Regions from separate parts of the Homo sapiens genome. Here region 2 is linked to region 1. The links are chromatin loops, found by intact Hi-C in ENCODE. Cell type or tissue: left ventricle myocardium inferior. All regions are shown on one strand. Links, peaks and the distances in the headings refer to the core of each region. The heading gives the core; the rest is flanking DNA.

The links. A loop is a pair of places that touch in the nucleus more often than their neighbours do. Peaks named below come from ENCODE experiments on the same cell type or tissue, not always from the same donor. Only the 100,000 strongest peaks of a DNase experiment are listed, where the experiment ranks them.
Region 2: a loop joins it to region 1, with 5 times the contacts of the local background. A loop is called at or near these places in 12 of 110 quality-filtered maps.

What each region holds. Positions count from the first base shown.
Region 1 is chr17:60,429,486-60,445,171 of GRCh38, reverse strand. CHCT1 (CHD1 helical C-terminal domain containing 1) reads right to left here. Exons shown (of 6, transcript NM_181707.3): 5 at 15,615-15,686; 6 at 13,746-13,991. The coding sequence ends at 13,906. APPBP2 (amyloid beta precursor protein binding protein 2) reads left to right here. Exons shown (of 13, transcript NM_006380.5): 13 at 1-2,014. It also overlaps the pseudogene RPL12P38 and the pseudogene HMGN2P42. Among named protein-coding and RNA genes, the nearest start is that of CHCT1, 15 kb to the right of the region's middle. In left ventricle myocardium inferior, for the core only: CTCF peaks have their summits at 8,851 and 9,056 (motif pointing right); a DNase peak (open chromatin) is centred at 9,231; H3K4me3 peaks cover 400 bases; H3K27ac peaks cover 440 bases; H3K27me3 peaks cover 1,521 bases.
Region 2 is chr17:60,029,910-60,045,595 of GRCh38, reverse strand. HEATR6 (HEAT repeat containing 6) reads left to right here. Exons shown (of 20, transcript NM_022070.5): 20 at 1,462-4,588. The coding sequence ends at 2,033. It overlaps MIR4737 (microRNA 4737), which reads left to right and starts at 2,491; the gene lies at 2,491-2,571. RefSeq lists enhancers at 5,434-5,728, 8,446-8,575. In left ventricle myocardium inferior, for the core only: CTCF peaks have their summits at 8,113 and 8,312 (motif pointing right); a DNase peak (open chromatin) is centred at 8,315; H3K27me3 peaks cover 1,027 bases.

The DNA.
Region 1 (15,686 bases), core at 4,843-12,842:
ACTCTAGCTTAAGAAAACATTGCCATTTTGGTTAGGGATATGACTTAATGTGCTATTATTTCTGGTTCTAATGAAGAATAATACCCTATGACTTTAAGTGTAAGATTCATCCTTTAAGTAGGGATGTTTAGGATAAGTTAGATGTGTGCCACTATGATTTATTGGGTTTCTTAAAAATCTTGAAGAAAATAATAAAATTTATCTCACAATAAGTTAACTTGCGCAAACTTTTTACATATGGTGAGGTGCGTAAGGAAGCCCTGGCCAACTTAAAGATTTTTCTGGAGGTTCAGCAAAGTTATGTTAAATTAGGGGCCTTTGGTCTCATCCTTCTCTGACTCTTCTACCCAGTCTTTTCCTAAAGTTCGGTGCTACTCCAGTTGGGTGCATCAGGGAGCTCCGTCAGCACTCGCATGTGTCGCTCAGGTGGCCACTCATGCCTGCATTCCATTTAATAGAGTCAATTGGAATTTTTAGAGCATAATCTTTATGGATCCTCAAAGCTGACTTTGCCAAAGGGATTGAGACCCTTACTACCATCAAATCTCTGTCTCTGCTTGGTTAAAAATTGGCTCACTATTGCTTTGTAGTAACCCCTGCCCAGGTATTTTTTCACTTGTGAAAATAATTTGAGAAAGACCTTTGTTCCTAGCCTGTTGGGAAAAGTTTATAATTTTATGAAAATTAAGTACAGAGGCTGCGATCTTAGAAATAATGAAGGTGCCATTTGGCTGCTCCTTAATAGTGCAGACAGAAAACTGCAGTGAACACATGCCAAAACATGATTGAAGCCTTTGGCTGAAACTTTATACATAGAAATAATGATTTGCTCATAACAGGTATCATTAACTGCCACTTTTTATGTTTTCCCTAGAATTTGTAGCCTTGCTGCTTGCTTTTCTTCTGGGTGGCAAAGTTACTACTGGAAAAACACTATAAGTACAAAGTTTTTGGGGTTTTATCTTTGCTTTAGAAGTGGATGTGTACTTCACCTCTTGGCTGTGGAGGAACTTAGTTGCCAGGAAATTTTTTTTTTTTTTTTCAGACGGAGTTTCGCTCTTGTTGCCCAGGCTGGGAGGGCAATGGCACCGTCTTGGCTCACTGCAACCTCCGCCTCCCGGGTTCCAGCGATTCTCCTGCCTCAGCCTTCCGAGTAGCTGGGATTACAGGCTCCTGCCACCACGCCTGGCTAGGAAATTTTTTGTTGTTAATATGACATTTGGATTAATCTCCAGCTTCAACAGTACTTCTTTTGTCCATAAATCTCAGGAATGTTTTAGGCAGAAAACTGGTTTTACCCTGTTGATAATCAGAAGGAGTGTGCTTTAGGATTTATTGCATAATACTATTCTTTAATTGCAATCCTAGGTATCTATAGCATGAGTGGCCTTAGTGAGTTTGTTGAAGTGCACATGTTTTTCAAGAGTAAAATTTAAGATTAAAAATATATCCTATATATAGATATCTAGAAAACTTGGTTTGTGGTGCACAGTTAAGTGTTGGATCACTAAATAACCATTGCAGGTACCGTTTGTGTAACATTACTCATTTCTGTATATTCCTTTTATGGGAAGATATTTTGCCATGGTAACTAAAACTTTTCAGTTCTACTTTTATGATGTGAATGAATGCTACGTTTTATTAAATATTACCAGGTCAGTACTATTTTTATACTTTATTAAGCAACAGGGGATTTTAGTTTAATAGGCTCAAAATAAAAAGTTCTTAATGGAACAGTTAAAAACAAAACACTAACAATCTTTACGTGAAAATCCCCACTAATAGTGCCACAATAATTTCTATAGAAATATCTAAGGTCATTAAATAGATTTTTGAAGACGGTTCTTCATTGTGTCAGGATGACCTTTCATATCATTCTCACCAACTTGTAGTGCCCACCGTTATTTGTAACTATTAAACCATACTAAGTATGTTTGTAACCAGCATTGTGATATATTCTGTACTTGTATTGCTAAAAATGAATTATTGACCTAATAAATATAGTGTTCCTGCATTCATAGTGTATCTGTTTCCAATTTGGTTTTGATTGCTTTTGGTTGGGATTAAGCTTTGCAGACTGTTTTTATTAGAGAACAGTGTGAGAGAAACTGTTGGAACTAGAACAAAAGTGCTCTTGTTCAAGAAAATTAAGATGTGTGGCAGAGGAGGCGCATGGTAACATCTGGAGATTGTGCTGATGAAAAGCACTTGGAAAAAGACAAAGCACTGCATTAATGCAAAGGGATTTTTTAGTCTTTACAAAAGTATACCATTCTTTTAAGAATCCTCTCACTCTAAAGGCTGAAGATGAATGATGAGACCTGGTAAAGTTCTGCTGGAATAGTGAAGAAAAGCCTAGATTGGAGTTTCAGTTCCAGCTGTCTCTGAACTGGAAGATTCTGAGTTACGTCATTCCAGCCCTCTTTGTGTTTTATTTCCTCACATGAATAAGGGGGTAAAATCAGGTCTTTAAAAAACTTCACCATGAAACAGCATAAATCTGAAGGACTCAGAAACCAGTTGTAGGAAACGAAGCCATATTTTTAAAGATTAGGAAGAAAATATTGTAGACAAAATCCCACCATCACTTGGAATATAGTCAGCACCAGCTTCACTGCCTGCCACCTTCAGTGATACTGAATTTAAAAATGTTTCTTTTTACATCTCCATGACTGAACCTCTGAACATGCGATTTCGTCGTCCTTGTGGAATGCCATTTCCTGGATAGTGTTGCTCATCTGTCAAGCTCAAAGATCAAGGGAACCCTTCCCTTAAAGTTTGAGTTGCCACTTGGTATTAATGCAGCATTTTAGAGCTTTGTGAAAGCAATTACCATATGGCCATATAACTTACAGTGTTAAGACTCTTTCCAACTTGTAAACTTTGCTGATCTGTGTATTCAACATAGAGTTTATCCTGTGACAGATACTGTCCTGAGTGTGTTAGCAAACCACACTCAGTTACTTTAAGCGCACATTTCTATAGACAAATGCCCATTAGGATGGCTATTACAGAAAGTAAGTGTTGGCAAGGATGTGCAGAAATGAGAGCCCTTGTGCACTGTTGACAGGAATGTAAAATGCTGCATCTGCTGTGAAAAACTATCACCTGTGCTCAAAAAATTAAAAACAATTACTCTTATGATCCAGCAATTCAACTTCTGGGTATAGATCCAAAAGAATTGAAAGGGTCTTGAACAGATATTTATATACCCGTGTAGCAGCATTATTTGCAGTAGCCAAAAGCGAAAGCAACCTAAATGTCTTAACAATGCATGAACAGATAAATATGGCAGGCCAGGCGTGGTGGCTCATGTGTATTCCTAACTCTGGGAGGCAGGCCGACGCAGGAGGATTATTTGAGCCCAGGAGTTCGAGACCAGCCTGGGCAACAAGGTGAAATGCTGTCTCTACAAAAAATACAAAAAAATAATTAGCTGGGCGTGGTGGCACACACCTGTAGTCCCAGCTACTCAGGAGGCTGAGGTGGGAGGATTGCTTGAGCCCAGGAGGTTGAGGCTGAGTGAGCCGTGATCACACCACACTGCACTCCAGCCTGGGCAAGAGAATGAGAACCTGTTGATAAATACGGCATATACATACAGTGGGATATTATTCAGCCATAAGAATATACGAAATTCTGACATAAGCTATAATGTGGACAAACCTTGAAGACATTATGCTAAGTGAAATAAGACAGTCACAAAGAGTATGATACTATTAGATGATGCATCTAGAGTAGTCAAATTCATAGAAGCAGAAAGTAGGATAGTGATTGCCAGGAGCTGGGGATAGGGGAAAATGGGGAGTAGTTGCCTAATGCAGGGGTCCCCAACCCCCGGGGATCTGTGGCCTGTCAGGCACTGGGCCACGTGGCAGGAGGTGAGCAGTGGGTGGGTGAACGAGCAGAGCTTCTGTATTTACAGCCCATCCCCATCACTTGCCTGAGCTCCACCTCCTGTCAGATCAGTGGCAGCATTAGGTGAACCCTATTGTGAACTGCACGTGTGAGGGGTCTAGGTTATGCACTTCCTATGAGAATCTAATGCCTGATGATCTGTCACTGTCTCCCATCACCCCCAGATGGGACTGTCTAGTACAGGAAAACAAGCTCAGGGCTCCCACTGATTCTACATTATGGTGAGTTGTATAATTATTTCATTATATATTACAATGTAATAGTAATAGAAATAAAGTGCACAGTAAATGTAATATGCTTGAGGCCAGGCACAGTGGCTCACACCTGTAATCCCAGCACTCTAGAAGGCCAAGGCAGGCATATCACTTGAGCTCAGGAGTTCGAGACCTGAACATAGCAAAACCTCGTCTCTACCAAAAAATACAAAAAATTAGCTGGGTCTGGTGGTACATGCCTGTGGTCCCAGCTGCTCAGGAGGCTGAGGTGGGAGGGTTGCTTGAGCCTGGGAGGTTGAGGCTGCAGTGAGACGTGATTGTGCCACTGCACCCCAGCCCGGATGACACAGTGAGACCCTGTCTCAATTTTTTAAAAAAATTTAATGCATTTAAATCATCTCAAAAGCACCCCACCTCTCCCTGCTTCCGATCTGTGGAAAAACTGTCTTCCACAAAGCCAACCCCTGGTGACAAAAAGGTTGGGGACCACTGCACTAATGGATCTAGAGTTTGTGTTTTGTGTGATGCAAAAGTTCTGGAGATTGGTTTCACAACACTGTGAAAATTAATACTAGTGCATTTTACATATAAAATGGTTCAGACAGGGCTGGGCGCAGTGGCTCATGCCTGTAATCCCAGCACTCTGGGAGACTGAGGCGGGTTGATCACCTGAGATCAGGAGTTTGAGACCAGCCTGACCAACATGGTGAAACCCCATCTCTACTAAAAATACAAAAATTAGCCGGGTGTGGTGGCGGGCGCCTGTAGTCCCAGCTACTAGGGAGGCTGAGACAGGAGAATTGCTTGAACCCAGGATGCGGAGGTTGCAGTGAGCTGAGATTGTGCCACTGCACTCCAGCCTGGGTGACAGAGCAAGACTCCACCTAAAAAAAAAGAAAAAAAAAAAAAGATATATATATGTATTGTTCAGACAGTAAACTTTATGTGTATTTTATAACTATATATTATATATTTTATATATAATATATAGTTCAGACAATAAATTTTGTGTATTTTACAACTATATATATAATATATATTGTTCAGACAGTAAACTTTATGTGTATTTTACAATAATTTTTAAAAATCAGACTTCACTTTGCACAAGCAGTTAAATATGATGCATAAGTTTGAAAAAAATCTGTGAATGATCACTTCCAGAAAGTGCCTTGAAAAACCTCTAGTGTAATTTATTTTTGAATTAGAACTTTTGTGTAACAAGTGAAAGTTGATTTGCATTTAAATTCTTTCCAAGTACAGAATCAGGCTTTTTCATTCCTGCTGCTCTTTAAATAGTTTGAGTATTTTTCTTTCCTGTTACGTAATGACTGATTATTTCTCTCTATGAGCTAAGAATGACCCAGATGTTGCCTCCTGTTTCACTTAGCTATGAGGTGCGTGTTTCTGTTTTGTTTTTAGACAGGTTCTCACTGTTGCCCAGGCTGGTTTCAAACTCCTGGATTCAAGCAATCCTTCTGCCTCAGCCTCCTGAGTAGCTGGGATTACAGGCTTGAGCCACTGTGCCTGGCTCAAGAATAGTTATTTTTCATTTCTAAACGTTCTATTTTTTTTCAAGTCTGTATACTCTTTTCCTATCACATATTCTCATGCCTGTAATTCCAGCACTTTGGGAGGCCGAAGCAGGTGGATTGCTTGATGTCAGGAGTTTGAGACCAGCCTGGGCAACATGGCGAGAATCCGTGTCTACAAAAAAACATTTTTAAAGTTAGCCAGGCATGATGGTACATGCCTGTAGTCCCGGCTACTCAAGAGGCTGAGGCAGAAGGGTCACTTGAGCCCAGGAAATCGAGGCTGCAGTGAGCTATTATCATGTCACTGCACTTCAGGCTGGGTGACAGAGTGAGACCCTGTCTCAAAAAAAAAAAAAAAAAAAAAAAGGCTCGGCGCGGTGGATCACGTCTGTAATCCCAGCACTTTGGGAGACCGAGGCGGCCAGATCACGAGGTCAGGAGAGCGAAACCATCCTGGCTAACATGGCAAAACCCCGTCTCTACTAAAAATACAAAAAAATTAGCCAGGCATGGTGGCGGGCGCCTGTAGTCCCAGCTACTGGGGAGGCTGAGGCAGGAGAATGGCATGAACCCAGGAGGTGGAGCTTGCAGTGAGCCGAGATAGCACCACTGCACTCCAGCCTGGCGACAGAGCAAGACTCTGTCTCAAAAAAAAAAAAAAAAAAAAAAAAAGCAAATGTCTGTTTACAAAAACAAGAAAAATCAAAAAGACAGAGCCTTGTGTGTGGAGGAGTCAAAAAGCTTGGGCAGTCAGCATCTCAACTCAACTAAGTCAGCCCCTAAGCCCCTGTTTTCTTTTTCTTTCTTCTTCTTCTTGTTTTTTTTTTTTTTTTTTTTTGAGACAGAGTCTCGCTCCGTCACCCAGGCTACAGTGCAGTGGCACAATCTCGGGTCGCTGCAACCTCTGCCTCCTGGGTTCAAGCAATTCTCCTGCCTCAGCCTACTGAGTAGCTGGGATTACATGCACGCACCGCCAAGCCTGGCCAATTTTTGTATTTTTAGTACAGATGGGATTTTGCCGTGTTAGCTAGGCTGGTCTCGAACTACTGACCTCAAGTGATCCACCGACCTTGGTCTCCCAAAGTGCTGGGATTACACATCTGAGCCACCAAGCCTGGCCATAGCCTGTTTTCTTTGTAATGGGGAGAAGGAGTTTCCCTCACAAGTTTGACACAAAAATCCAGTGAGAATGGATGCAAAACTCTGCTATTTCTCTTCAGTTACATATATTTGTGATAATTATTATAAAGAGGAAACTTCGGGTGACTCCTGAGAGACTGGGGTGGGAGTGGGTCAGGCAGTAGTTAGTCACTACATTCGCGGTTAGGAGCCTCTTCCATTTAAAACTCGAAACCACCATCAGAGTGAACAGGCAACCTACAGAATGGGAGAAAATTTTTGCAACCTACTCATCTGACAAAGGGCTAATAGCCAGAATCTACAATGAACTCAAACAAATTTACAAGAAAAAAACAAACAACCCCATCAAAAAGTAGGCAAAGGATATGAACGGACACTTCTCAAAAGAAGACATTTATGCAGCCAAAAAACACATGAAAAAATGCTCATCATCACTGGCCATCAGAGAAATGCAAATCAAAACCACAATGAGATACCATCTCACACCAGTTAGAATGGCGATCATTAAAAAGTCAGGAAACAGCTGGGCACGGTGGCTCAAGCCTGTAATCCCAGCACTTTGGGAGGCCGAGGCGGGTGGATCACGAGGTCATGAGATTGAGACCATCCTGGCTAACACGGTGAAACCCCGTCTCTACTAAAAATACAAAAATTAGCCGGGCACCATTGGGCGCCTGTAGTCCCAGCTACTCTGGAGGCTGAGGCAGGAGAATGGCGTGAACCCGGGAGGCGGAGCTTGCAGTGAGCCAAGATTGCGCCACTGCACTCCAGCCTGGGTGACAGAGACTCCGTCTCAAAAAAAAAAAACAAAAAAAACTGAAAGTAAAACTTTAGGGAAAGTACCCTTTATTCTCTAAGGAAAAGGACCCTTCTCGAAGGCTCCGATAGTGAGGCACTTTCTCTAGGATGAGCCTCACCCCTAAGGCAGCATAGGCCAAGGTATGATTTGGGGATTTCCACCAAGGCTCCCCACTTCCCAATAGCCTCTCCAACAACCTGTTTCTGGTGTTCCCAAGTCCACCATTATACTTTTGGGTAGAGATACTTTTAAAAAATAAAAATTCTAGAAGAAGTAATACATTTTGGTTAGGCGCAGTGGCTAATGCCTGTAATCCCAGCACTTTGGGAGGCTGAGGTGGGCGGATCACCTGAGGTCAAGAGTTCGAGACCAGCCTGGACAACATGGTGAAACCCCATCTCTACTAAAAATACAAAAATTAGCTGGGCGTGGTGGCGGGCGCCTGTAATCCCAGCAACTCTGGAGATAGGGCAGGAGAATCGCTTGAACCCGGGAGGCAGAGGTTGTGGTGAGTGGAGATTGCACCACTACACTCCAACCTGGGTGACAGAGTGAGACTGTCTTAAAAAAAAAAAAGAAGAAGAAGAAGGAGAAGAAGTAATACATTTTAGTCTTGAGGGTTATTTCTATCTTGTGAGAAATGAGTGTGTGGGCCAAGAGTAGGTGAAACATATGTCGTTGGTATGTAGGAAGTGCGCTGGCCTGGGGGACCTCAGGTCTGAGTTGTCGTTCCAGTTCTGCCATTGACTTCCTGCACAACCTTGGAGAAGTCGCCTTTCTTCTTGGGCCTCTGTTTTCCCCTCTGAACGAGGAGGTGGTTGGTCAGAATTCTCTGTTTTGGGTTGGTTCATTCATTAAAAGTTTGCTAAGTACCTATTATATGTTGAATACTATTGTAATTGCTTTGGATACAGCAATGAACAGGACAGACAAAAATCTCTAACCCTGTGGAACTTACATTCTAAGGGAAGAAGACAGTTAATAAACAAGAAATACAATAATTGACCGGGTGTGGTGGCTCACGCCTGTAATCTCAGCACTTTGGTAGGCGGAGGCCAGCGGAGTTTGAGACCAGCCTGGACAACATGGTGAAACCCCGTCTCTACTGAAAATACAAAAAAATTAGCCAGGCTTGGTGGCGCGCTCCTGTAAGCCCAGCTACCTGGGAGGCTGAGGCAGGAGAATCGCTTGAACCCGGGAGGCGGAGGTTGCAGTGAGCCGAGACTGCGCCATTGCACTCCAGCCTGGGCGACAGAGCGAGATTCCGTCTAAGGAAAAAAGAAAGAAAGAAAGCTTCAAAACCAAGCCTCACTTGTTGTCCATTTTTGCCTTTATGCGTCCCGATTGTTCTCAAGGTTGATAAACGAACCCCTGGCTCCCTTCTCTCATCTTCATCTTTTGCACACGCTGGTTTGCACATGTTGGTTGAAAGAACAAGGCTGTAGTGTCTCACAATTCCTCTAGGTGGCAGTGCTGCCTTGACTACTGGGGATACTTCGTGTTTTTGGACTGTTCCCAAAACAGCCACATTTCTGAAATCTCTTAGGAGTAGAAAACATTGGAAAGCCCATAGTCATCATGGACACCCTCCAGCCCGGCTTCCCTTCTCTCTGAAATCCTCCCTGCTTTGACAAAACTGTCAGGGTCTAGCCAAGCCAGGCTGGCCCCAGGCCTATGCCTTGGCCGTCTCATCTTGCCACTTCCAGGAGGCGATGACTCTAAGGAGGAAAGAAATGGCGCTTCCTCCCCGCTTCCCCCATTCATGCTTCCCTGAACTCCTTCTTCGAGACTAGATTGATATTCATTTTAGCCTTGTCAGTCTATGACGATACTTACTTCTGAACACAAATCGAGGGAGGGAGGGAGAAGAGTCACACACATCTGCCCTGGCCTCTCCTGCTCCAGGGCAGCCCTGCACCCTATATGCTGCTGCCTCAGGCAGAGCCCTGGAAAATATGTCATTTGTGTTTTTGGGGAATGTTTGGACCTACTTACCCTCCTGGAAATGATAAAAGTTCACAAAATTTGGAGGAAGAAGAGGCGAGAACGATCCCCGAACCGAGCAAAGCCCGCGCGCCGCTGCATCCTGCGCCCAGTGCCTACGTCTCAATGCCATCGTCGCCGCCACCATGACCAAGAGAAAGGCTGAAGGGGATGCTAAAGGAGATAAAGCCAAGACGAAGGACGAACCACAGAAAAGATCCGCGAGGTTGTCTGCTAAACCTGCTTTTCCAAAGCCGGAGCCCAAGCCTAAAATGGCCCCTGCAAAGAAGGGAGAGAAGGTACCCAAAGGGAAAAAGGGAAAAGCTGATGCTGGCAAGGAGGGAATAGCCCTGCAGAAAATGAAGATGCCAAAACAGATCAGGCACAGAAAGCTGAAGGTGCTGGAGATGCCAAGTGAAGTGTGTGCATTTTTGATAACTGTGTACATCTGGTGACTATACAGTTTGAAATACTATTTTTTATCAAGATTTATAAAAATGCAGAATTTTATTTTACTTTTTTTTTTTAAGCTACGTTGTTAGCACACAGAACACTTCATTGTTGTTTTTAGGGGAAGGGGCATACGTCACTAATAGAATGACTCCGAAGCTGGATTGATATGGGGAAAACACCTTTCCCTTCTAGTTTTTAGAGACTTCCTTTTGGCTCCCAGGAGGAGGGATTCCCTGGCTTTGATACACATGGCCACCTTGGCACAAAAGGCTTGCGGTATGGAAAAACAAATTTATTTTTATGTCCTCTTCTCCCTTTCCATCTTTCAGCATAGACTTAACTCCCTTAAGCCCAGACGTCTGTTGGGACCTGACCCCTAGTCATTGGTTACCAGTGTCAGGCAATCTGGACTTTCCAGATGCCACTGAGATGGCACCTGTCAAAAGAGCAGTGGTTCCATTTCTAGATTGTGAATCTTCAGATAAATTCTGCCATTTTCATTTCACTTCCTGAAAGTCAAGGTTGGTTTGTGAAAAGTTAACAGCATGCTGAATGTGAAATATCAACCCTCACTCTAAACTTTCCCTGTTCAGAGCATCAGATGAAGACTTCATTGGGTTTTATACTGGCTTTCTTTTTGGTAGTCCACTGAAGAATCCAGGGAGTTTGAAAGTTGTTGTATACTGTTAATGATTGTCTGCCCATGTCCTGCCTGAAATACCATGACTGTTTATGGAAAGTATCTTTAATAAAGCTGGATACAGTTTGGCTTGGAAAAAAAAAGTTCACAAAATTTGCAGCCTGACAATGCAATAGAAAAAGAAAAACTCGCTCTTGGCTTTCGGCTTGGAGGAGGCCAAGGTGCAACTTTCTTCGGTTGTCCCGAATCCGGGTTCATCTGACACCAGCCGCCTCCACCATGCCGCCAAAGTTCGACCCCAACGAGATCAAAGTCATATACCTGAGGTGCACCGGAGATGCCACTTCTGCCCTGGCCCCCAAGATCGGCCCCCTGGGTCTGTCTCCAAAAAACGTTGGTGGTGACATTGCCAAGGCAACGGGTGACTGGAAGGGCCTGAGGATTACAGTGAAACTGACCATTCAGAACAGACAGGCCCAGATTGAGGTGGTGCCTTCTGCCTCTGCCCTGATCATCAAAGCCCTCAAGGAACCACCAGAGACAGAAAGAAACAGAAAAACATTAAACACAGTGGGAATATCACTTTTGATGAGATCGTCAACCTTGCTCGACAGATGGAGCACCGATCCTTAGCCAGAGAACTCTCTGGAACCATTAAAGAGATCCTGGGGACTGCCCAGTCTCTGTGGGTTGTAATGTTGATGGCCGCCACCCTCATGACATCATAGATGACATCAACAGTGGTGCTGTGGAATGCCCAGCTAGTTAAGCACAAAGGAAAATATTTCAATAAAGGATCATTTGACAACTAGTGAAAAAAAAAGAAAAAGAAAAAGAAAAACTCATTTTCTGGGGAGAAATTCAAGCTGGCAGCAGAAATTGGCATAAGTAAGGAGGAGCCAAATGCTAATCCCCAAGACAATGGGGAAAATGTCTCCAGGGCATGTCAGAGACCTTCTTGGAAGCCCCTCCCATCACAGGCCCAGAGGTCTAGAAGGGAAAAAATGTTTTCCTGGGCCAGGTCCAGGGCTCACCTGCTGTGTGCAGGCTCAGGATTTGGTGCCCTGCATCCCAGCTGCTCCAGCATGGCTAGAAGGGTACAGCTTGGGCCATAGATTCAGAAGGTGCAAGCCACAAACTTTGGCAGCTTCCACATGGTGTTGAGCCTGTGGATGCACAGAAGTCAAGAATTGAGGTTTGGGAACCTCCACTTAGATTTCAGAGGATGAATGGAAATGCTTGAATGTCCAGGCAGAGGTATGCTGTAGGGGTGGAGCCCTCATGGAGAACCTTTCCTAGGGCAGTATGGAAGGAAAATGTAAGGTAGGAGACTCCACACAGAGTTCCCACTGGGGCACTGCCTGGTGGAGCTGTCAGATGAGGCCCACTGCCCTCCAGACCCCAGAATGGTAGATCCACCAACAGCTCACCATGTGCCTGGAAAAGCTGCAGACACTCAATGCCTGTGAAAGCAGCCAGGAGTGGGGCTGTATCCTGCAAAGCCACAGGGCTGGAGCTGCCCAAGACCATGGGAACCTATCTGTTGCATCAGCATGACCTCAGTGTGAGACATGGAGTCAAAAGAGATCATTTTGGAACTTTAATATTTGACTGCCCTGTTGGATTTTGGACTTGTATGGGACCTGTAGTCTCTTCATTTTGCCCAATTTCTCCCGTTTGGAATGGGTGTATTTACCCAATGCCTGCAACCCCATTGTGTCTAGGAAGTTACTAACTTGGCTTTTGATTTTACAGGTTCATAGGCGGAAGGGACTTGCCTTGTCTCAGATGAGATGTTGGACTTGAACTTTTGGGTTAATGCTGAAATGAATTAAAACTTTGGGGAACTGTTGTGAACGCATGATTGGTTTTAAAATGTGAGGATATGAGATTTGGGAAGGGCCGGGGCGGTATGGTATGGTTTGGCTCTGTGTCCCCACCCAAATCTCACCTCTAATTGTAATAATACCCACATGTTGTGGGAGGGACCAAGTGGGAGGTAACTGAATCATGAGGGTGGGTTTTTTTCCATGCTGTTCTCATAAGTCTCATGAGATCTCATGGTTTTATAAAGGGGAGTTCTCCTGTACACACTCTCTTGCCTGCTGCCATGTAAGATGTGACTTTGCTCCTCATTTGCCTTCTGCCATGACTGTGAGGCCTCCCCAGCCACGTGGAACTGAGTCAATTAAACCTCTTTCCTTTATAAATTACCCAGTCTCAGGTATGTCTTTATTAGCAGTGCGAGAAAAGACTGACACATGGGCTCAAGCGATTCTCCCACCTTAGCCTCCCAAATAGCTGGGACTACAGGTGTGCGTCACTATGAACAGCTAATTTTTTTGTAGAGATGGGGTTTTCCCATATCGCCCTGGCTAGTCTGGAACTCCTGAGCTCAAACAAACCTCCACCTCAGCCTCCCAGAGTGCTGGGATTACAGGCATGAGGCACCATGCCCGGACTTAAAGTGTTTTAAACAACAAGTAGAACATGACCCAGGACAAACAAAACACATCAGTAGCCTTACTTTAGTGTGCAGGCTGTGGATTTGTGACTGATGGCTCGAGCCACCATGTTAGCTAAGACCATCGGTGTTGTTTCCTCTTTGGTCTCCTGCCTCTAGCCTCGCTCACTTCCATGCACTTTGCTCACAGTCACCAGAGCATCTCCCCAATACCGTAGTGACACCCATTCATTCCACTACTTGACACTTCCCTTACCACTGCCCATCCCAAGCTACCCACAAAATGAAGTCCAGACAATGCAGGCGGGCTGCCAGGCTTGCCATTCTCTGACCCCAGGCTCCCTCCCTCCCCACCTGTGTGCTCCACTGGCAAACACCCAGCTCCTTTGTTAACTCCCCGGAGGCCTGCCCCAGTCACCTGTATTTACCCTGCTGTCGTGTCTTTTCTATGTCTGTCTGCTCCACTAGACTGTGATGGTCCTTGACAAAGTGACCACATCTTATTCATCTGTGCATATGTGGGGCACCTGCCACTTAGAAGGTGGCTGGCAAATATCTTTTAAACAAATTTAAAATGTACGAATGATGACTGTTGGTCAAGTAAGGTAGAACTGTCATAAGAATGTTTATTTCCCACCTCATTTATTCCTAATTAAGACCTGAGAATCTTTTTGATAAGGACAATTCTTTTCCCTTTTTGGTCTCCATTCCCCGTGCTCTGAGAGCCAGGACAAGCGGGCCCTTTGTCCCAGTTGGTCTTCTTACGGTTCAGTCTCTGGAGTTTCTGGGGCTTCCTTTATCCTCTTCCTCTTGAGTTTTGGTTTTTGAGAAAGCTCCCTTAAAGAATCTGAAAAAGAGAAGGTCAGAGACAGTCCCAATGACATCACAAATAGTAAGAATCTCAGTCTGTAATACATGGGGGGTGTTGTAGGGGCAGAGAGGAAGAATAGCAAAATCCTATCTTACTTCCCACCTATATCACTTAGTTTTTTCTCACAGAAACCCAGTAGAGAGATGGCATTGTCCCCAATTTACAGATGAGGACTGTCACCCAGGTCCAGGGTAAAGCAATGACCTGCCCAAAGTCTTACAGCAAGTTAGGGGAAGAGTCAGGGCAAGACCCGAGTTTCCTCGACCTCTGGCTCCAACCTCTGATTCTTCCTTACTCCTCTCCTAGGCCTCATGACCCAATTCCCAGTACTGTTTGCAAACCCCATTGCCAAGTTTTAATTAAGAACTGACTTTATGGCCAGGCACAGTGGCTCACGCCTGTAATCCCAGCACTTCGGGAAGCTGAGGCGGATGAATCAGTTGAGGTCAGGAGTTTGAGACCAGCCTGGCCAACATGGTGAAACCCCATCTCTACTAAAAATACAAAAAATAGCCAGGTGTGGTGGCACATGCCTGTAATCTGAACTACTCAGGAGGCCGAGGCAGGAGAATCACTTGAACCGGGGAGGCTGAGGTTGCAGTGAGCTGAGATCGCACAACTGCACTTCAGCTTGGGCCGCAGAGTGAGACTCCGTCTCAAAAAAATAAAAATAAAAAATAAAATAACTTACTTTATTAACATAGTGCCAAAGAAATACCACATAGGTTATTTTCATTGCAAGGACAGACTCAGTGACTAATCTTAGCCCATTCCCGGTGGGTCCATGAGATATTCTGTGCTTTGTCAGGTAATAATGGGAAGAGCATAACCTCATCTCTTATGTAGCCTCTAGCCAAAAACATGTTTCATTTGAACCCATGAAGACTTTCGAGTCCTGTTTATAGAGGAACAAGCTAAAAGATGTCAAAAGGAAGCAATAGGGAATAAATCAGGAAGGAGAACATTCTGCTGAATAATAGCCTCATCTTTTCAACAGGTCAGGAATGTAAAAAAAAAAAAAAAAAAAAAAAAAAGCCAGGTGCGTGGCTCACACCTGTAATCCCAGCACTTTGGGAGGCTGAGGCGGCTGGATTGTGTGAGCTCAGGAGCTCAAGACCAGCTTGGGCAACACCGTGAAACCCTGTCTTTACTAAAAGTACAAAAATTAGCCAGGCATGGTGATGGGCATCTCTAATCCCAGCTACTGGGGATGCTGAGGCAGGAGAATCGCTTGAACCCAGGAGGCAGAGGTTGCAGTGAGCCGAGATAGCGCCATTGCATTCCAGCCTGGGTGACAGAGCGAGACTCCGTCTGGAAAAAATAAATAAAATAAAATAAATAAATAATAAAAACAAAAACCTTTCTATAATGAGCAAGCCTGGGGAAGAGGGGGACTAAAAAGAGAAGAGAAAGTGGAGAAAGAGAAGAAAAAACAGAAAGGAAAATGCGGGATGAAGAGAAGATGGAAAGGAGGGAAGAGGAGCTTGTCAGGCTGGGGGCAGAGGCTCCCGGCTGCTTGAGTCTACTCTTGGGAAACACCCAGACACCACTCACAAACTCCTGGGTCCAGGCATCACCCCAACACCAAATGGTCATTACCTTTCTTGACATGGTCCTGGGATCTTGGCTGCCCAGGCAGGGGGCTCCCTTGACCTGGGGTCTGCATGTTGG
Region 2 (15,686 bases), core at 3,661-11,660, 400 kb after region 1:
AGAAAACAGGAAGGAAAAAAACTGGAATGAGAGGGAATATAAACTGGAAATCCCCTATGAGCTGTGTACAGAAGTGGATGCCATTAATAAATGTAAGGAGGGCATCTGTCTCTAAGTAGTGGCATGCCATGCACCTTGATATGTCATTCAGGACCAGTAGCTGCTTAGGTGTATGGATCGGAGCCTCCAAACCTCGCTCACTTTGAATGCCAGCGTTCGCTTTATTGCATCTCTCTCTCTCAGATCTGAGACCTAAGGATGTGTTCCTGGAGAGGAGAGCACACATCAAGTGAGGGGAGTCTGGCTCTGCTCCCCTTTATTGCCCAGAGCGTCCAGGCAGACCAGTCAGCTGGGAGTATGTAAGGTAGCTTCCCGGCTTCTTCCATTGAGGAAGTCACCTAAGGGTGACCTTTTGGGTTGGAGCCCATTGAGGTGGTTATCCGCCTTCTGGAGAGCCAAGAAGTCCTTGAAACCAGGGCACCTCAGTGGTGGTTGGCTCCTACCAGCCTTCCTGTATGGCCCTTGCCCTCAGCCTACTAGAGAGAGAAGTTTACCTGCATGACTTGGAGGGAAAGGGAAGCTCCAAAGAGGCAGGAAGTTTGAGAACTAGAAAGCATCCAGTAGCAGAGCTATCAAGAGCCACATAAGAAAAGGGAGCTAGAAACTGATAAAGGACTCTGACGGGTCGGATTGTGAGTGTCTCATAGCTCTAGCAGTGGCCCATTGTCAATGGCACTGGCATCCACCAAATGGAAAGGGCCTGCTTGCCGGTCTTCAGAGGCAACAGAGAAGCCAGGAAGGGCTGGGAGAGTTAAGAGAAGCTGCATTCTACTCTGTCACCCATCTTGAGTAAGGACACCCCAAAGTGGAGTGGGTAGCAGTAGCTCTGGTAAGGAGGAAAGCAGGCTGATTTCCTAGGGCCTACAGGTGTGGAGAAAAGATAGAAATCTGGGCATCTTATTCTTGAAATTGTAAGTTTTCTTTTTCTTTGCAATAAAATGCATGACTGGCTATGGCCAGAGCAGTGTCTGGATGCTGTTGCAGGTGAGCATGCAGTGTGTGGCTTGCACACAGCTCAGAAGTGCCCAGCTGAGAGGATAGGTGGGGTTGCAGTTCAGTCCACGCTCTGCCCACAAAGCCATACCCCAACGGGACAGAATCCTCCCAGAGAAGAAGCCTTTTTCTGAGTCACCAAAGGCTTTATATTGGGTAGCAGAGGCTCTAAGCGTGTGGCAGGCTGAGGTAGGGAAAGAGGGAGGTTTGGGGATTGGCACCTGGCCACTTACCTAGGATCCTACAGTCAGTCACCACCCTTGTCTTACAGGATGATTGTGAGAATGAAGTGAACACATAAAATGAGTGTCTTGAGCACTAGTGTTTAAGCTTCCTTCCACCCCTCTCCCTCTCACCCCACCTAGTTCTAAGCCTGCATTTGTTTTAGTGACTGTGGATTCTTTCTAGGGACAGCCCCATGGACCTCCCAGGCCTACAATGCCCTGACATCGGTCGTGACATCATGCAAGAACTTCAAAGTGCGCATCAGATCTGCAGCTGCCCTTTCCGTCCCGGGGAAGAGAGAGCAGTACGGGTCTGTTGACCAGTATGCTCGGATCTGGAATGCATTGGTCACCGCTTTACAGAAGAGTGAAGACACCATAGACTTTTTGGAATTCAAGTACTGTGTCAGCCTACGGACCCAAATCTGCCAGGCACTGATTCACCTCTTGAGCTTGGCCAGTGCCTCGGACCTCCCTTGTATGAAAGAAACCCTTGAACTGAGTGGGAATATGGTCCAGTCCTATATTCTACAGTTTTTAAAATCAGGAGCAGAGGGAGATGACACTGGAGCACCCCACAGCCCACAGGAAAGAGACCAGATGGTCAGAATGGCCCTTAAACACATGGGCAGCATCCAGGCACCAACTGGAGACACAGCCAGAAGGGCCATCATGGGCTTTTTAGAAGAGATCCTGGCCGTTTGTTTTGACTCATCTGGATCACAAGGGGCACTCCCAGGGTTAACAAATCAGTGAAGATCCCACCATACTTTCTAGATGTCGAAGGCGGCAGTAGGAAGACCTGAGCTTGAGCATAAGATCTGTGGGATTTCATCTTAGGGGCAGAAACAATCCGTTCACTATTTATTTAGAATGACTTAGCAGCCATTTAAATTTTCACAGAGGGCTCAACCACCTTTGGAGTGACTCCATAGCACTGGCCATGGTCAGGGTTGTTGGAACATCTGACCTGTGCATCCAGGAGCCGAGGAGTCAGGTTGTAATACAGGCCAAGCAGACGGGCTTTGAGGGCATTTAGTCTCAGAAAAAAAAAATGTAGAAGGATTTCGGAATTAGAATTTTGTGTATTGTATCTGTAGTTTTGTAATAAACTAACGAAAAATAGTGTGTCCACAATCTCCTGTTGTTACCAAGTTGTATTTCTAGCAAGCTGCAAGCAGAGCTGCAGTTCAGCCAGTTTGTCCTGGCCCAGCTGCACAGGATGCGAGGATGCTGACAGTGCCTCACAGCCGCACAGGACCGAGGATGCTGACGGTGCCTCACAGCCACACAGGACGCGAGGATGCTGACGGTGCCTCACAGCCACACAGGACGCGAGGATGCTGACAGTGCCTCACAGCCACACAGGACGCGAGGATGCTGACGGTGCCTCACAGCCGCACAGGACCGAGGATGCTGACGGTGCCTCACAGCCACACAGGACGCGAGGATGCTGACGGTGCCTCACAGCCGCACAGGACCGAGGATGCTGACGGTGCCTCACAGCCACACAGGACGCGAGGATGCTGACGGTGCCTCACAGCCACACAGGACGCGAGGATGCTGACGGTGCCTCACAGCCGCACAGGACGCGAGGATGCTGACGGTGCCTCACAGCCACACAGGACGCGAGGATGCTGACAGTGCCTCACAGCCGCACAGGACGCGAGGATGCTGACAGTGCCTCACAGCCGCACAGGACGCGAGGATGCTGACAGTGCCTCACAGCCGCACAGGACGCGAGGATGCTGACGGTGCCTCACAGCCGCACAGGACGCGAGGATGCTGACAGTGCCTCACAGCCGCACAGGACGCGAGGATGCTGACAGTGCCTCACAGCCGCACAGGACGCGAGGATGCTGACAGTGCCTCACAGCCGCACAGGACGCGAGGATGCTGACAGTGCCTCACAGCCGCACAGGACGCGAGGATGCTGACAGTGCCTCACAGCCACACAGGACGCAAGGATGCTGACGGTGCCTCACAGCTGATGAGCTGCTGCTCCGAGCTTCTGGAGTGCCCGTGTTCCCCTGACCACCTTCCCTGCCACACCTCCCCACAATCCAATAACCAGAGTTAACTCCCAGCAAGCAGGGCCTTCTAACCTAGGCTACAACATTGACTTCTACCTACATTTCCTGATGCTCTTTAGGAGAATGTGATCCCACACACTAAATATATGGTTGTTTTGCCACCTTTTAATTTGTGCCTTTAAGAAAAGATCATTTGGTTAGTTGGTTACAAAGAGGGGTTTCCAATTATATTTTGATAATGCCCCACAAGTTATGAAGGTAACTTCTACTGAATATATATATTTAAATTTTGCATTTTTCTACTGAGCACCAACGATTTATTGGAATTGATTTCAATTAGGAATTTAGGGATATATAAGAACCAATTACAGTTGTCCATACTTATCTTTGATGTGGGACAATTAAGAAGTTACAAAAAATGGGTGTTGGTGATATTTTATCATGGTTATTTAGCTTAAAATACACGTGTAAAGGCAGGTGTCTTCCATTTTTCTCCTTTGCCTTTTAGCTGCTGTTTTCCTGCCTCTGACATGTTGGCTGCTCAGAAACTGCTCTCTGGGCAGTGATTGGGGAACAGGGTATTCAAGTTCACTAAAGGCTCAATTTTCCATTGATAGAATATCAGTGTCCACAGAATTAAGACTGCAAGCACAGCAAAGACACCCATATTGAATGTTCCCTTAAATTGCTTTTATTTGGAGACAATTCTGAACATGAAGTGTTATAGAGGGCCCAGGAAACTAAGTTGAGCCCACCTGACCCTGTGATGAATCTTGGAACTTCCGTCTCTTGAATACATTCTTAGTAGTAGCTTCTTGGCATTTTCAAAAAAGGAAAAAAAAAATATGGCATAGACAGCTTATTACTGTGATTCTTTGAGTTTTCTCAGGTGAGTTTTTTGATAAAATATTTGTGAAGTGGCCTCATGGTTTCATTTGATGATTCACTCTTATCCTTTCCTTATCTTGAATAAAATCCCATTCATTTTCTTTTTAAAACTTCAGCTTCTGTAAAGGTTTCCAGATCCTGATGTGGATGTTAATGTTCATGTGCAGGAAAACAATGAAGGCATAGCACCTCTAGAAACTTCAGAAGGCAGTGGTACCTGCTGTGTCCCAACAGTATGCTGATTCTCTTCTCTGCAGCATTGTGGGTGTACATACACTAAAGGACAGAAGCTCCTCATATGCCTGGGCACGTGCCTCCATAAAGCTGCTGTGGGGAAAGGAAGCCACTGACAATAAAGACAACTTAAGCTGATGAAAATCAGCACACAGCTCCACTGGTTCAGATTTCTAATGCAGAATGCCAGATTCTAAATTATCTTTTGACACTTAAAAATTGGGAGGAAGAGTCATCCAGGCACAGATGGCTAGGGCCCTTGTCCATTAGACTACAGCATTATGAGACGTTGCTTATCTTACTCTTTGAACCTTTTCTGTGACGAGTAAAAAACAAACAAACAAACAAAACATTAATTCCTATCCCCTTCCAGAACTCAAGAAAAGCGCCTCTTCTGAGGTTGGGTGCCATGGCTCATATCTGTAATCCCAATAGGCCAAGGCGGGAGGATCACTTGAGCCCTAGGAATTCTAGACCAACCTGGGCAATATAGGGAGACGGTCTCTACAAAAAAAAAAAAATTAAAAATTAGCTGGGTGTGGAAGTGCGCACCTATAGTCCCAGCTACTCAGGAGGCTGAGGTGGAGGATTGCTTGAGCTCTGGAGGTCAAGGCTGCAGTGAGCTGTGATCGCACCACTGCACTCCAGCCAGGGCAACAGAGTAAGACCTTCTCTCTAAACAACAAAAAAGGAAACCTCCTATGGAGCACCAATGCAAAGGTGTCCTTGATTTTGGTATTTGTGCTTGAATACAGACCATGAGCAAAAGCCTCACCATCTTTCCAGCATAAGAGCTAAGTAAATCAAATACTCTGGTTCATTCAGCCTTTGCTGCATTGATGTAGTGCAGTGGTTAAGAGCTTGGGCTTAAATCCTGGCTGTGCAGCTTTCTACCTGTGAAAGTTGCTTAACCCTTCTGTGCCTTATTTTATTCATCTGTAAAATGGGGATAAAAGTGCCTATTTCATAAGGATATTATAATGACTAAAATAGATAATACATAGAAAGTTCTTAGAACAGCTTCTGGCATTCAATAAATGTCAGGTATTTATTTCCTTGAATTTTCAGAGCAGCAGGCAGAAATACTGTCAACACATCATGAGCCTTTGTGATGGCAGTTAAACAGCTGGAATCTTGTAGGTCAGGTGCTAGCTGGCATGCCTCGGGAACCTGGATCAGAAAGATAAGCAGTGAGGAAGAGGCGCTGCTGCAGGACCTCTCTATCCTACTAGGAACAGCCCTCTGTCTAGCCCCCATGGGTCCCTCCCAGGAAAGAGAAGGGACTAGAAGTGGGAGAGGCCACACAAACTGAACAGGGAAGTAGGGGAGTAGGTCTTGGTTCTGCCTCATGACCCATCTCTGCGAGCCAGTCTTCAGGAATCACATCTCCAGCTTGCACACGCTCAGGAATTACTCCTGGTTTTAAAGGGCAACTCCTCTACTTAATGACTACACCCTTGGGCAGTCACTTGACCACTTATCTGTAAAGGGATACCAGTATCTCACACAGTTGTTCAGGAGTAGCTCCCATAATGTAAAGCACCTGGCTCGGAGCCTGGCATAGAGAGAGGGGCTCAGTGACAGATGGTGCCTCTTGTTACACTTTTCCTAGGTCTTCTCCCGGGGCTAGCATTTCTCTGCTTCTCATTGGAGTAAGATCCCTAGAGTGGGATATTGGAGAATGTCTGTCTGGTTCTAGTACACACCTTGAGTCCTCAAGCCTAGGCTGAAGGCATCCTCAGCTCCAGGAACATGGACATTATATTAGGGGTGGGGCCAAAGTCTTGGAAAATGAGCACTCATTCAATTACCATTTCCTTCCAACACACCCGAGCACCACAACACCGTAGCCCGCAGCCGTGGCTCACTGGACTCATCGGGGAGGAACGCGGTGGTGGTGCAGCCTCTCTCCAGGCATACTGCGTGAAAAAGCCCCTCCTTGAGAATGATTGCTTTACAGTCTCCACCATGACCAACCAGGATTTGCTGTAGGAATGCAGGAAAGTCCTATTAATAAAATGCAATCACATTAGTGGGTCAAATAAGAAAATACAAATGGTCATCTTTATGGATGCTGGAAGAGTGACGAAATGCAGTATCCTTTTCTGATCAAAATTATTTTTAAAAAAGAATTCAAAAAGATAATTCATTAGCATAATGAAATATACCTATCTTAATAGGGACTTCCCTAAAACTCAGAACCAAGACAAGCAAGAATGATATCACCAATATTACCTAATACTGTACAAGAAATTTTAATGGCCAATGTGATTCAATAAACCAAAAATCAAAATTTTCAAAGTTTTTTTTCAAAAAGAGGTTCCAAATTATCATTATTTGCAGAAAACCAGTCTGAGTGATTGGATTCACAAATCCTTGTGTGCAGAAAACCAAGAAAGTAATAAAACCAAAATTCAGAAAGTAATTAAACCAATATTCAGAAAGTAAAAAAACCAATAAAAGTTCTGTAAGGCAGCTGGTTACAAAGTAAACATGCCAAATCAGTAGCTCTTCTATATATCAGCAATAACCAATTTGATTTTTAATAAAAATTTTAATAATAAAAATACCTGAGAATAAATTTAACCAAGCTTATGCAAGGATTCTGAGGAAAAAAAATAAAAACTTTTACCAGTGGTCATAAAAGAAGATTTTTTTAAATGAGAAGATATATCATTACTAGACTGAAGGACTCAATCTATTAAAAGGCTACTTTCCTCCAAATCTATACATTTCATAAAATTCCCATCAAAATTAGAATTTTTTAAAGGACAAAATGATGTTTTTTTTCGAGACAGAATCTCACTCTGTCACCCAGGCTGGAGTGCAGTCATATTATCTTGGCTCACTGCAACTTCTGCTCATGGGTTCAAGCAATTCTTGTGCCTCAGCCTCCCAAGTAGCTGGGATTACAGGTGTGTGCCACCACACCTGGCTAATTTAAGGACAAAATGATTCTAAAGGTCATCTGGAAAAGTGAATAAAAAAATTCAAGCCAGGAATCAGGCTTACAGCTACCACACTGTGGAGGGAAAGAGAAATTTCTCCCCCAATTAGTGTGCATTTTTCAACCTTTAAAAATCCATGCTTTTGTTTTTTAAATAAAAATTCTTCTCCCATTCTCATTCCAGTCATACTCCGTCCTGTCTTTCCCACTGAATGTTACTATGAATCCTGGACCACAGGCATGGAGCAGCTAGCTCTGAAAACAAGGTGGTAGCAGGAAGATCAGGGAAGGAAAAGAGAACTCTAAACACCACCAAAGTGGCAGTAAGTCTGCCATTTTATTCCCCCTCTGGGGTCTCCTGGCCTGGACTCAAAGATGAACCAAAACCTGGAATTGCATACCAGATGCAGATAGAAAGAGCTCTGAGCCTCTGTTTCTGACCTTAGGAGAGAGGTAAGCACCCCTATAGGTCAGCAAAAGCGGGGAAATCCTGTGTTTGCTGTCTCTTTTCTCCCCACACCAGCCCCTAGGCAATCTCACTGCAGCAGTGGCAGCCAGGCAGGTGCCTAGAACTTCAAGGGAAGGAAACTCATCTCTCTGCCAGAGGAAGAATGGTCCCAACAGCAAGGGAGTCATGCCCATGGCTTTTTTCTCTTTACACAACCTTCCATGCTTGGCCGTGGAGGCAGACAGTCACAGAAACTGTAGGGCAGAGCAGTACAGTTAAAACCCTGACTTTCTAGCCAGAGGACCGGAAAGAGGGACCCCTGAGACTGTAAAGTGTTGAGATTTCAGAGAGGAGGGAACGCAAGAAGGCAATACCCTAAAGTTGTATGTGAACTCCTGGGCTCATGCCCAGGCATTCCATGTGTGGATCTGAACAAAGGCTTTGAGAACTGAACGGTGGGACAAGGCACTGTCCAGTCTCGTACCCGCCACTGGGTGGCGCACACACGGGGCGGATCTGAACAGCGCGGCAAAGGCTCTGAAGCTTAATTGATATTGAACCACAACCCGCAGGAGGCAGGTGGGAACTTGTGACTGAACCTAACCAGGACGATTGCCTGCCAAAGCAAAAACACAGGATTCCAACATGGCCCAGATTCTCATAACACAAAATTAGAATGTTCAGGATACCGTCCATAACTACTTGACCTGTAGAGAACAGAGAGAACCTTAATTTCCTGAAGACACTCCTGGGCTCAAGGGAATCTTCCCACCTCAGCCTCCCGAGTAGCTGGGATTACAGGTGCGTGCCACCACACCCGGCTAATTTTGTATTTTTAGTAGCGACCGGGTTTCTCCATGTTGGTCAGGCTGGTTTCTACATTTCACGTGAAGCACTAAATATATAACCTAAATAGACTATGAAAACCTAGGTGTTTTGTAATCCCTAAAGCAACTACATTTTCAACTTACACAAAAAGATATGGTTAAAAAAATCAGTGAATTAAAATGGAATTCCAAAAAATTCAAATAATCCAAAGGAAGGCAGGAAAAGTCAAAACAGGAATGAAAAACACAGGGAAAAATAGAGAACAAATAGAAAACACAATAAAATATTAAATGTAAATCCAAACATACCAACGATTATATTAAATTTAAAAAGTTGAAATATGCTAATAAAAAGATAGATTGTTGAATGTAAAAAACTAACAAACAAAAAACCCAACACTCAACTATATGTGTCTAAGAAACTCATTTTAAGTAAATAGTATAGATTAAAAATGAAAGGACAAAAAAGAAAGATATATCATACAAATACTAATCAAAAGAAATCTGGAGTAATTACATACCATCAGACAAAACAGACTTCAGAGCAAGGAAATTTACCAAGGATACAGAGGGACATTACATAATGATAACAAGGTCAATTTTCAAAGAAAACATTAACAATCCTAAGCATCTATGTACCTAACAACAGAGCTTCAAAATCCATGAGGCAAAACCTGACAGAACTGAAAAGAGAAATGGCAAATCAGCAATTACAGTTGGACACCCCAACCTGCCTTTCTCAGTAATCCCTAGAACAAATAGATCACATTCTGGATCATAAAACAACAATTTTTTTTCTTTTTTAGACAAGGTCTTGCTCTGCTGCTCAGGCTGGAGTACAGTAGAGCAATCTCAGCTCACTGCAGCCCAACTTCACGGGCTCAAACGATCCTCCCACTTCAGCCTCCCGAGTAGCTGGGACCACACGCTTGTGCCACCACACCTGAGTAATTTTTGTATTTTTGGTAGAGATGGGGTTTCGCCATGTTCCCCAGGCTGGTCTCGAACTCCTGACCTTAAATGATCCATCCGCCTTGGCCTCCCAAAAGTGCTGGGATTACAGGCATGAGCCACCACTCCAAGCCCATAAAACAAACCTTAACAAATTTAAAAGAACAGAAATAATACAAAGCAAGGTCTCTGAGCATAATGGAATTAAACCAGAGATCGATAACTGACAAAAATCTCTAAATAGTTGGAAATTAAATAATATACTTCTAAGTAATCCATGGGTCAAAGGAGGTAGTCTCAAAGGAAATGAGGATATTAGAAAATACTTAAAACTGAACAAAAACAAAAATACAATAAATCAAAATGTGTAGATGCAGCTAAAGAAGAGCTCAGATGGAAATTTATAGCATTTGATGCTTATTTTAGAAAAGAAGGAAGGCTCGAGTCAACAATCTAAACCTCAGCTTTAATAAACTAAAGAAAAAAAAGGGCAAAATAAACCTAAAACAAGCAGAAGGAAGGAAGTTTTGGTAAGTTAAAGAAGCCACTCTCAAAAGGTTACATATTGTATGAACACATGACATTATGGAAAAGGCAAAGCTACAGGGACAAAAAACATCGGTTGGTGGCCAGGGATTGGGGTGAGGCAAGGATGCCACGACAGGGAGCATGAAGCAGATTTGTGGGAGTGATCAAACTGTTCGGAACCTTGATTGGGGTGGGGCAACAAAACTCATAGGGCAGTATACCCCCAAATAGCCTTTTTATTAAAATGATAATCTCTCACTGTTTGGAATCCTGATTGGGGTGGGGTTACAAAACTCATGGAGCGGTATACTCACAAACAGTCTTTTTATTAAAATAATAATCTCTCTCTCACTCTCTCTCTCTCTCTCTCGATCTCTCACACATACACACATGCACGCACACAATGTTTCTCACCATGCAGGCTGTGTCTGTTCACCACTGCCAACAGTATGCCAGGTATAATAAGACTAAATATGTTTTTTTGTTGAATTAAAGCCATTCATTCAAAATGAATCACTGGTACCCAAAAGATGGGGTCTAACTTATGTTTAATTATAATGGGAATAAGTAGCACTTATTGACTGCTTTTTAATTTGCCAAGTACTGCCAAAGATTGAGATGCATTATTCAAATGCATTTATAACTCTTAGATCATTCTGTTCTTTATAATGGCATATTTCGTAGCCATTTCTATTTCTTGAAATTTCAAGTCTTTTGGTTTTTTTGATTCTTTTGGCAAACTTTCTTAAAAGTACAAGAGCCCAAGTTGCACAGGTAAATAATAGCAATGTAGCGGAATGACCACCAGATGGAGACAGAGAACACAAAGTTATTCAGACGCAAGGTTTTTGCCAGAGTTGTTTCCCAGGCTCAGGAGGCACAACACCTGGATATGAGGTTGCTCCCATTAGGACGCTGGTTCTCAAACCTGGCTGCTCATTAAAATCACCTGGGGACATTTACACTACTGATGAACAGCCCCCTTCACCCCACCCCTGAGTTTTGTGGTCTGGAGTACGGTCTTGCCACTGAGAGTTTTAAAAGCTGCACAAGTGATTCTAGTTGCAGACAAGTTTGAGAACCACTACTTTCAAACATGCAACAGTGGAGGGTCTCGAGCTGGTGTGTTTCAGAATCATCTGGGGAATTCGTGAAAAACAGAGACTCAGGCTGTTGTAGCCTTCATTCTTTTGAGAAGCAGTGTATTCTGAAATGATGACATGCTAAACTTAACAATAGTTAAAAAAAATAATCAGTACTGAATCTGATACAAGGCCAGGTGTGGTGGCTCACACCTGTAATCCCAGCACTTCGGGAGGCCAAGGTGGGAGGATCGCTTGAAGCCAGGAGTTCAAGACCAGCCTGGTCAACATAGCAAGATCCCATCTCCACAAAAGAAAAATTAAAAAATTAGCTGGGCATGGTGGCACATGCCTGTAGTCCCAGCTACTCGGAAGGCTGAGACGGGAGGATGGCTTGAGTCCAGGAGGTCAAGGCTGCAGTGAGCTGAGATTATGCCACTGCACCGAGCGTGGGTGACAGAGTGAGACCCTGTCTCAATAAACAGATAAATCAGATACAGTCTCATACTAGATTCTTTTCCAAACTGGGACAGCGGGTTTCCTCTCCAGAGAAGTATAGGCCACACATGCTGGCAGGTGCTGGAAGAGTTTCTAAAGCCGTGTTTGGTTGTTCCATTTTGGGATGTTAAGAAAAAGGCCACTCAGCCCGGTGGATTCCCAGCCTTCATGTAGTCTACTCCCCAAATTTGTTTTCACTCTCTTTTATCAAAGTGTTTAAATTATTTTATTTATTTTAATTTTTAATCTGATTTTTTTTTTTGTAGAGATGGGGGACTCGCTATGTTGCCCAGGCTTGTCTCAAACTCCTGGTCTCAAGCCATCCTCCTGCTTTAGCCTCCCAAATTGCTGGGATGACAGGTGTGAGGCACTGTGCCCAGACTAAATTATTGTAATATTACAGCTATTATGGATTCGGTTTCTAAATAACATTTGTTGTTTTTCCATATCATAAAAGTAATGAATCTCCATTGTGGAACATTTGGAAAAAACAAAACAAGACACACATGTAAGAAAAAATGACCTATTCTCCTGCCACATGGAGATAATCACAGTTATTTTGATATGTTTCATTATAGATTTTTTCATGATATGTGTACGTATGTATGGGTATACACTCTTAAGTGTGTGCTTACACGTGCTCCAAATGTGTGTGTGTGCACATGTGCACAATCCAATCTACATCGTGGGGAATCTACAAAGTTGTGGTCACAGTGTAGAGCCAGCCCCACAGGCCTCCCCAGAGACAAGGCCCTGGACTGCCCCCAAGTCCTCCCGAAAGGGACATCTGTGGTGGTGGTAGGGCCAGGATGCCATGAGCAACCACCTGGAGGCCCCGAGTACTCAGCGTGAACCAGGTAGTGGAAGGGAAGGGGAAGGGCAGAGTGAGAACCAGGAGGAATGCTTGCTTTTCTTTCCAAGCACAAGGGACCACTTTCTCCACTGCAGCTGACCTGATGCTTATGCCGGGAAGGAGGAGGGGCAGACTCCGTCCTCCAGGTCCCTCAGGAGGGGAGAAAGGGACCAAAGTGGGAGACTTGGGTCTGAGGTCTGAACTTGACCCTGCACCCGCATCGGTTTCTCTGGGTGGGGGTTGGGGAGGGAGCAGGCAGCCGAGGGCCCTCACCCACTGCAGGGTCTTGTGGATCACGAGTGATCCTGTAGTAAGTGAGGGTTTTGTTCACGTGGTTCAGAGTGTTACGGAGAGCTTTTGTTCTAAGCTTATTTGCCTGGAGAAAGGAAAAAATGATCTTATTAGCACCAAAGGGTGTGGTAGACAGAACGATGGCCCCCAGAGATGGCCACGTCCTAATCTCCGAAGCTGTGAATATGTTATTGACGTGGCCATGGGGAACTGAGGCTGCAGATGGGGTTAAGGTTGTTAATTAGCTGACTAATTAGGGAGATTATCCTAGACTGTCTGGGTGGCCCAATGTGGTCACAGGGTTCTTAAAAGCAGAAGAAAGGACAGAGAAGAGAAGAGTGAGATGTCACCAAGGAAGAAGGCCAGGGAGATGCAACCAGGCCGGCTGTGAAGGTGGAGGAATGGGCCACCAGCCAAGGAGGGCGGGCGGCCTCTAGAAGCTGGAAAGAGCCAGGAAATGGGTGGAATCCCCAGGCTCCAGAAGAAACGCAGCCCTGCCGACACCTTGACATTAGCCCAGGGAGACCACTGTCAGACTTCTAACCTGCAGAGCGGTGAGATAGTAAGTGTGTTGCTCTAAGCCTCTAAGTTTGTGGTCATTTGCTGCAGCAGCCATAGGAGGCTCATCCAAGGAGGATCCCAGCTCCAGCCCCTGGTGCCCTGGGGTGGGTTCTGCAGGACACCTGGTGTGGAACTGGAGTCTCCTTCCCAGGGCATGCCCTGCCTTTGCGGACTGTCCCCTCTGCCTGGAACCCATCCTGGCCTCAGGCATGCTCGTGCAGTGGCCTCTCTGAGCGGGAGTATTGCCACCACTCCTTCCTCCTGTGCCAGCGACTCTGAGCTCCGTGTCTGACTCAGTCTGATGCCCGCCACCCCGGCCTAGGTTTGGAGGTCAGGCAGCCCGGGGTTTCAATTCCAGCTCTGTGGCAGCGTCAGGTTCCCCACCGTGCAAAGGACACAGGAATCCCTCTCTCGCACTGCTTTCAGGAGCTGGTCTACAAGGAGACTGCTCTTTATAAAACACCGGGGAGAGTCCCGGGGACTTCCTACAACAGGCCCTGCCGGCTCCAGTCCCACGAGTTAGGGGTCACTGAGCTCCCGCATTGGGCACACTTCCCTGGTTACACTCACTCTTGGCTCTCACATCCCTGAGCTCCACCTGCAGCATAAGGACACCCAGGCCTGGTGCGGGGAGCCATTTCTTCCCCAGGAGTAGGTGGTGGGGCACTGCCGTGTCTCCTACAGCCCTGCCTTCCCCAGAGAAGGCGCAATGTTCCCTTCTGGGGTGGTCCTCCTGGACTGCGGTGGGCCCCAGGCATACACATTTAGGTCCCCAAGTCAACTCAGACTCTGCCCTGTGAAACTAAAAATAAAGCAACACTGAAGTGTAGGATGCACAGAAGGAAGGAAGTCTAAGAAGTTCTGATTTTTCATGGCTCAAGGTCACCTTGATGCTTTTATTTAATAGCATTTTTTTCTCTCCTCTCCTAGATGCACTGTTGTGCTGGTGCCTTAAGTGCATTTGTGGTTGGCCTCTTGGCCCATCTCTCATGGGAATGAGGATTCTGTGGTCAAATACATTGGGCAGATGCTGCCTACTTCATCCCCCTTACTGAGAGTCGAGGAGCAGCCCATCAGCACATTAAAGGCTCTGGTAAGTCCTACAGTAAAGAAACTGGTTTAACAATGTTTTCCAGTGTGATCTGACCACAGTCTTTGTTTGCACATCATAGTAACCTCCAGCTGAGAATGCTTCTTATAAAATGCCAGCCTGGAAATTCTCCAGGGGTTTCCCCCGATCAGCAGGTAGGTAACGCTGGAAGGCATCCCGGGTGTGGGACAGACTGGGCGCTCTGCATGGAGGTGAGTGGCTGAGGTCTCCTCAGCTTGCTTGGGCTCTGAGGGGGAGTGGCAGCTGTGGGCTTCCCTGGACTGGTCCAGGCCCCATAGGTGGGCACAGCTGGTGGGCAAGCCTGGGTGAAACTCCCTCACCTTCCTGGCTCCTGGCCGCAGGTGCAGCTTGACACAGGGGTCTGCCAGCCCATTGTGGTCCATGGGCTTCAGGTCCCGGGTAGAGAACAGCAAAGGGTGTGAATGGGAAATCGGGGGATGGAGCTGCCAGGGCCTGCAGGTGCCTGGGCCAGCAGATGCCCTTGTCCCCTGGGTCTCCTGGCTGGGTGCATTCATGGCCCCTGTCACAGAAGCCCCTGGCCCCACACCTCCAGACACAGGGAGTGAGGGTGGCATCGCGGTGCAATCTCCCCTCCCACAAACATCCTGGCCCAGGGCAGCTGTTAGGGGGCCTCTGTCAGGACAGACTTTCTCTCCTCGCCATCCTGAAAGCCAGGTGGCTCACCTTCCTCTGAGCCTCCCTCCCCACCCTGCTTTGGTCAGGCCCTTCCCTCGTCCTGACTCCTCTCCCCCATCTTCCCAGCACCGCCTCCTGAGAGGCCACGTCCCTCACTGACCCTAAATCCACATAACCCCGGGTCACCGTCGGAGAGGCCCCATTTCTGGCCATATTTGTCACAACTCCCAGTCAGTCCACAGAGGTCACACAAGCTGATCGGCCACAGAGGGTTCCTCCACAAGACGGCGCCCCTCACTCACTCTGCCTTCCGTTCCCTTAGAAAACCCAGCCAAGCGTGCAGACCCAGGGACACACAGAAGGATGGGCAGATAGGGGCTTCGCTGACCTCAGCAGGCTCTTGTTTCGGAAAACCGCATTTTTTTTTTCTTCTGGGCTGGAGCACAGGGCTGTAGGGAGGCAGCTGTGGCATCTGTGGGGCGCAGCCGGTAACCCCAGAACATTATTCAAAGATGCACCGC